Regions from separate parts of the Homo sapiens genome. Here region 2 is linked to region 1. Evidence: chromatin loops called from intact Hi-C (ENCODE). Cell type or tissue: B cell. All regions are shown on one strand. Each heading gives the region's core, and the rest is flanking DNA. Links, peaks and the distances in the headings are about the cores only. Region 1 overlaps USP9X (ubiquitin specific peptidase 9 X-linked). Region 2 has its middle 21 kb from the start of USP9X.

What was found. A loop is a pair of places that touch in the nucleus more often than their neighbours do. Peaks named below come from ENCODE experiments on the same cell type or tissue, not always from the same donor. Only the 100,000 strongest peaks of a DNase experiment are listed, where the experiment ranks them.
Region 2: it touches region 1 in a loop (2.3-fold over the local background); 3 of 110 quality-filtered maps call a loop at or near these places.

Annotation. Positions count from the first base shown.
Region 1 is chrX:41,113,699-41,116,628 of GRCh38, reverse strand. All of the region lies in intron 1 of USP9X (ubiquitin specific peptidase 9 X-linked), which reads right to left. Among named protein-coding and RNA genes, the nearest start is that of USP9X, 30 kb to the right of the region's middle. RefSeq lists a silencer at 1,847-1,979. In B cell, for the core only: a CTCF peak has its summit at 1,348 (motif pointing right); a DNase peak (open chromatin) is centred at 1,338; H3K27ac peaks cover 478 bases.
Region 2 is chrX:41,063,438-41,066,367 of GRCh38, reverse strand. No RefSeq gene overlaps it. Among named protein-coding and RNA genes, the nearest start is that of USP9X, 21 kb to the left of the region's middle. In B cell, for the core only: no CTCF peak of the experiment used is centred there; no DNase peak of the experiment used is centred there.

The sequences.
Region 1 (2,930 bases), core at 230-2,729:
CAGATATAATTTGGAAAGGTTTGAGTGGGAGAAAAAAACTTATCACAGATACAACTAAGTTATCCAAGAATAACACCACTACTTTTCTTAATAAATCCTATTCAATACTCAAGTGGTGGAAACAGCTGGGAATCACACAGCTTTGCCTGATTTCAAGTAGCAGTCTCACAACTCTAAAAGAGCCTGTTTTTTATGTCACAGAGATTTAGGCATACCTAGCAGGGCTAGAACAAGCTCTCTACCAAGTCAAAGCAGCAGTATCCTACACACAACTGAACAACTTAGTAATTATTCAAATCATTCAATATTTGACACAGTAACAATCACTTTCCATAGGCATGCTCAAATACAATGAATCACAGTGTGAAATTTTACCACATGAAGTTTTACGCTTTATTTCATAAAAACAAAATTATTACACAAACAGAAGCATCTTTAATTTTCTCAATGGGAAATACAACCAAAATGGTGATTTGATTGCCTCTACAACACACAACACATTTTCATATTCAAACTTAGCATCCTAACATCTTCCACAATGGGAAAAGCATCACCTTTACCTAGATAAAGGCTGGACTGCATTAAGTAATCTAGTACTCCATAAACAGCAAACCATTTACTTTAAACTTTGCAGAACTGAATTTCTCCAGCAGCTTTCACACAGGGCCTTAATACCAGAGAAATCCCTTTTAGAACAAAGAATTATCCTTTCTTACCCAGTCATTATCCCAACTCTGCTAAAATTTGCCCTATGTTCCAGAATCTCTCTCCTTTTATACAGCACGTTGAAATCCTCTGATTCTACATATGATCCTAGGATACTTAAGATTTTCTTCTCTCAATTTTTCTTTTCATCCAAAAAAAAGGTGTTTAAATAAAAACTCAAAGCTTAGTCATTCAAAAATTGTGTACTGAGCATCTGCAATGGGTCACATATTGTTCTAATCATAGGAGAATATATGGAAGTACACAGTGCATCAAATATCTCTGCTTTTGTGGAACATTACAGACTGGGGATAGAGACAATAAACAAGCAACAGCAACTCCAACCCCCTACCAGATTATTTCCTTTACTGGACATCAAAGTGAAATGAGTTTCTTAGAAAACAATTTGATAGATCATCCTTAAGCTCAAACATGGAAATTATCTTGACTTGGAAATTAATCTTGACTTGTGAATTTTGCCTATTCCGGTTTTATGCACCAACAATCAAAGGGAATTACTTCTCTTCCTTTCAAATTTCTATGTTTAACCGACATCTATAACCCTTGTTTTTCCATTAAAATATTTGACTCACTAGAGACAAGAGACCTAACTGTACAACACAAGCTATACTTAGCCTTCACCAGTAGAGGGCGCCAGACCTCACTACTTTTTTTTTTTTTCTTTTTCTTTTTTTTTTTTTTGGAGACGGAGTCTTGCTCTGTTGCCCAGGCTAGAGTGCAGTGGCACAATCTCGGCTCACTGCAACCTCTGCCTCCTGGTTTCAAGTGATTCTCCTGCCTTAGCCTCCCAAGCAGCTGGGACTACAGGCAGGTGCCACAATGCCGGGCTAATTTTTGTATTTTTAGTAGAGATGGGTTTTCACTATGTTGGCCAGGCTGGTCTAAAACTCCTGACCTCGTGATCCACCCGCCTCGGCCTCTCAAAGTGTTGGGATTACAGGCATAAGCCACTGCGCCCGGCCCATAAATAACTTTTGATTCCTCAGAAACTTAACTACTAACAGCATACTGATGACAAGAAGCCTTACTGATCATAAAGAGGCGACTAACATATTTTGTTACATGTATTATAATACTGTATTCTTACAATAAAGCAAGCTAGAGAAAAAAAGAAACTCAGAAGGGGTGGTGACTCACACACCTGTAATCCCAGCACTTTGGGAGGCTGAGGCGGGCGGATCACTTGAAGTCAGGAGTTTGAGACCGGCCTGGCCAACATGGTAAAACCCCGTCTCTAATAAAAAATGCAAAAAAAATTAGCCAGGTGTGATGGTGTGCACCTTTAATCCCAGCTACTAGGGAGGCTGAGGCAGAGAATCGCTTGAACTCGGGAGGTGGAGGTTGCAGCGAGCTAAGATCGCACCACTGCACTCTAGCCTGGGTGACAGAGTGAGATAGTCTCAAAAAAAAAAAAAAGAAAAGGGAAAAAAAAGGAAAGAAGAAAATCAGAAAATGTATTTATAGTACTGTACTGTTTTTACCAATAAAGTAAAATTACATCATCTGTTTACAAGATCAATCATCTGAAATGGCGGACAACCACAGCTGCAGACCTCAGACCTCAATCTATGGTACCTATCAAGCAATTCAACTTTTTCTTATAAGAAACTTTGCAGAACATTATAACGTCATGACTTTTCTCTGCTTCTTGGGAGCCTGTTCGCCAGCACCACTAGTGACACTTCATGAGTCCCGTAATGTTATTCAAGGTTTATGGTATTGCACTAAACATGATGAAAAATACATGAGAACATGAGAGATCATTTTTTACTATGATAGACCATTTACTGGAGAGATGAACTGCTCATGCAGAGATCAGCGTCACATATTTTCATCGGATACTTACAACAAACTCATCGCAGTAGCAAAAGGAGATGGCTATGAAATTACAGTAGTAGAGAATGTACTAGTTAATTTTATGCAGTTATGACTTAATCCATCTTTACATTTGTTCACATTTCTCTCAACTGCACGTGGCACCACATGTGGTCTATAAAAACGTTTGTGTGCATTAAGTTTTGATAAATGTTAAATTTATAATAGATTTATGTATATTTTATGGTAGTAAATAGATTATTATCTACATGTATTTTACGCGTTCATGACACACCTTTCTTAATTTTTTCAGTATTTCCAAGCTATGCAGTTTATCCTGTTTTTTTCAAATTGTCACAAATCTCCAAAATATTTTCCAATATATTTAT
Region 2 (2,930 bases), core at 335-2,834, 50 kb after region 1:
AGTAGCTGGAATTACAGGCATGCCCCACCACACCCAGCTAATTTTTGTATTTTTAGTAGAGATGGGGTTTCACCATGTTGGCCAGTCTGGTCTCGAACTCCCGATCTCAGGTGATCCGCCTGCCTCGGCCTCCCAAAGTGCTGGGATTACAGGCGTGAGCCACCACGCCTGACCTTTTTTTTTAAATTAATTAATTAATTAATTAATTTTGAGACGGAGCCTCAATCTGTTGCTCAGGCTGGAGTGCAGTGGCACGATCTTGGCTCACTGCAACCTCTACCTCCAGGGTTCAAGCAATTTTCCTGCCTCAGCCTCCCGAGTAGCTGGGACTACAGGCACGCACCACCATGCCCAGCTAATTTTGTATTTTTAGTAGAAACAGGGCTTCACCATGCTGCCTAGGCTGGTCTCGAACACCTGACCTCAGGTGATCCGCCCACTTCAGCCTCCCAAAGTGCTGGGATTACAGGCGTGAGCCACCTTACCTGGCCACAATGGAGATTTTTTAATTTTCTTTATTTTTTTGAGATGGAGTCTCACTCTATCACCGAGGCTTGGATGCAGTGGTGCGATCTCAGCTCACTGCAACCTCCACCTCCCAGGATAGAGAGATTCTGTGCCTCAGCCTCCCGAGTAGCTGGGATTACAGGCACGCACCACCATGCCTGGCTAATTTTTGTATTTTTAGTAGAGACAAGGTTTCACCATGTTGGCCAGGCTTCTCTCAAACTCTTGGCCTCAAGTGAGCTGTCTCCCTCGGCTTCCCAAAGTACTGGGATTACAGGCGTGAGCCACTGGGCCTGGCCACAATGGAAATTTTTTTATAATTCAAGTGTAATTTGAAAATTGAGGTAAAATTATTATTTTTTTTTAAATTTTTTTTTTGAGATGGAGTTTTGCTCTTGTTGCCCAGACTGGAGTGCAATGGCACAATCTTGGCTCACTGCAACCTCTGCCACCGGGTTCAAGTGATTCTCCTGCCTCAGCCTCCCGAGTAGCTGGGATTACAGGCATGCACCACTACGCCTGGCTAATTTTGTATTTTTAATAGAGACAGGGTTTCTCCGTGTTGGTCAGGCTGGTCTCGAACTCCCGACCTCAGGAAATCCGCCCACCTCAGCCTCCCAAAGTGCTGGGATTACAGGCGTGAGCCACTGTGCCCAGCCAAAATTATTAAATTAAGGTTAAACTACTTAAAATATAATGAACAAACATCCAGTGAACAGCTTGATGAATATTTACATATTCATATTTACACAACCATGTAACCACCACTTATATGAAGACATAAAACATTTCCATAACCCAGACTATCCTTCATAAAAGGTGATTTTCCAATTCTGTCATTTTTTTACGAACTTGAATTAGTTCATAATGAAGAACTTTCCTATCATTTCTGGATGCTCTTGAATATAGTTTGCCCAGAAAAACAAAATAAATGTGATTCTTTTCCTTTATTTGCCTATTATACAATTAGTGAGTTGATGTTCCAGCAGCCTCCAAAAGGTAACCAGTGAGGTTTTATTTATTGATTATTGATGTCATTATGAACTCATGGAGTTTTAAAATACTTGATGTGTAAATATTACAGTACTTTGCAGTCATTATGCTTTTTGATGCTCAAATTGTTCCATCTTGTCATACAACCCTTGGAGTCCTTAATTTTTCTTAATTTCTGGTAAGATAGGATATTCCAAGTTCATCTTTTACATTTCCAGCCTCGGAATTGGAACTAGCCACTTCCCTAAGGAGTTCTGCATATTTGTTTGTTTTAAATTATATTTACTCACTATAATCTGGATGCTGGGTCTTTATTGCTATCATTTCTTTTCAGATCTTTTCAGTGCACAGAGCTAAGAATTTTTTTTCAAAATAAAAATAAATTATGAATAAATACTGCTATTTCTAATCTAAATTAAAGATTAAAGGGTTTTTACTTAATTTCTTTGATTTTGTGTTTGCATCTCTTCTCTCATGTGTAAAATCTTGGTTCCTAATGATATTAACATAATGACTTACTTGATTTATTCCACTGGATAGATAGAATAGTTTCAGGATAACAATATCAATGTTATTACTAACAGTTAGATCACCGAATGCCTTTTAAGATTTATTCGCAGTTATTTTAGTCCTTAGGATCCAGCCCACAAAGTAGAAGAAAAATACTTTGTTCATGAATCACTTGAAATCATTATTATATGCATAGTTTTGCCACCAACTTGATATATAATCAGGTTCAATTTGTTTCAGTTTGTCTTCAATTTTTAACGACTGCCTCTAGTTTTCTTTTTGATTATATTCAGTTGTTAAATTATTTACAACTTGGCTGGGCGCAGTGGTGCTCACGCCCGTAATCCTAGCACTTTGGGAGGCTGAGGTGGGCGGATCATGAGGTCAGGAGTTAGAGACCAGCCTGACTAACATGGTGAAACCCCATCTCTACTAAAAATATAAAAATTAGCCGGGTGTGGTGGGGCATGCCTGTAATTCCAGCTAATCGGGAGGCTGAGACTGGAGAATTGCTTGAACCTGGGAGGCGGAGGTTGCAGTGAGCCAAGATCGTGCCACTGCACTCCAGCCTGGGTGACAGAGTGAGACTCCATTTCAATATATATATAATATATATATATATGTGGGTGTGTATTTACAACAATCTTGCTGTTCTAACATCTATTAGTGACCTATTGGTGCATAACAAATTATACCAAACTTAGCGGCTTAAAATAACCAACTTTTATTATCTCACAGTTTCTGTGGATCAGGGATCCGGTGTGGCTTAGCTGGGTGGCCCTGGCTCAGGGTCTCCTCCTGAAATGCAGTCAAGATGTCAGCCAGGGATGTGGTAAGGCTCGACTAACGCCGGAGGATCTGCTTCTGCCAGGGCTCGGTCACATGGCTTTGCTGGGCTTTGGATCCTCGCCACATGGGAC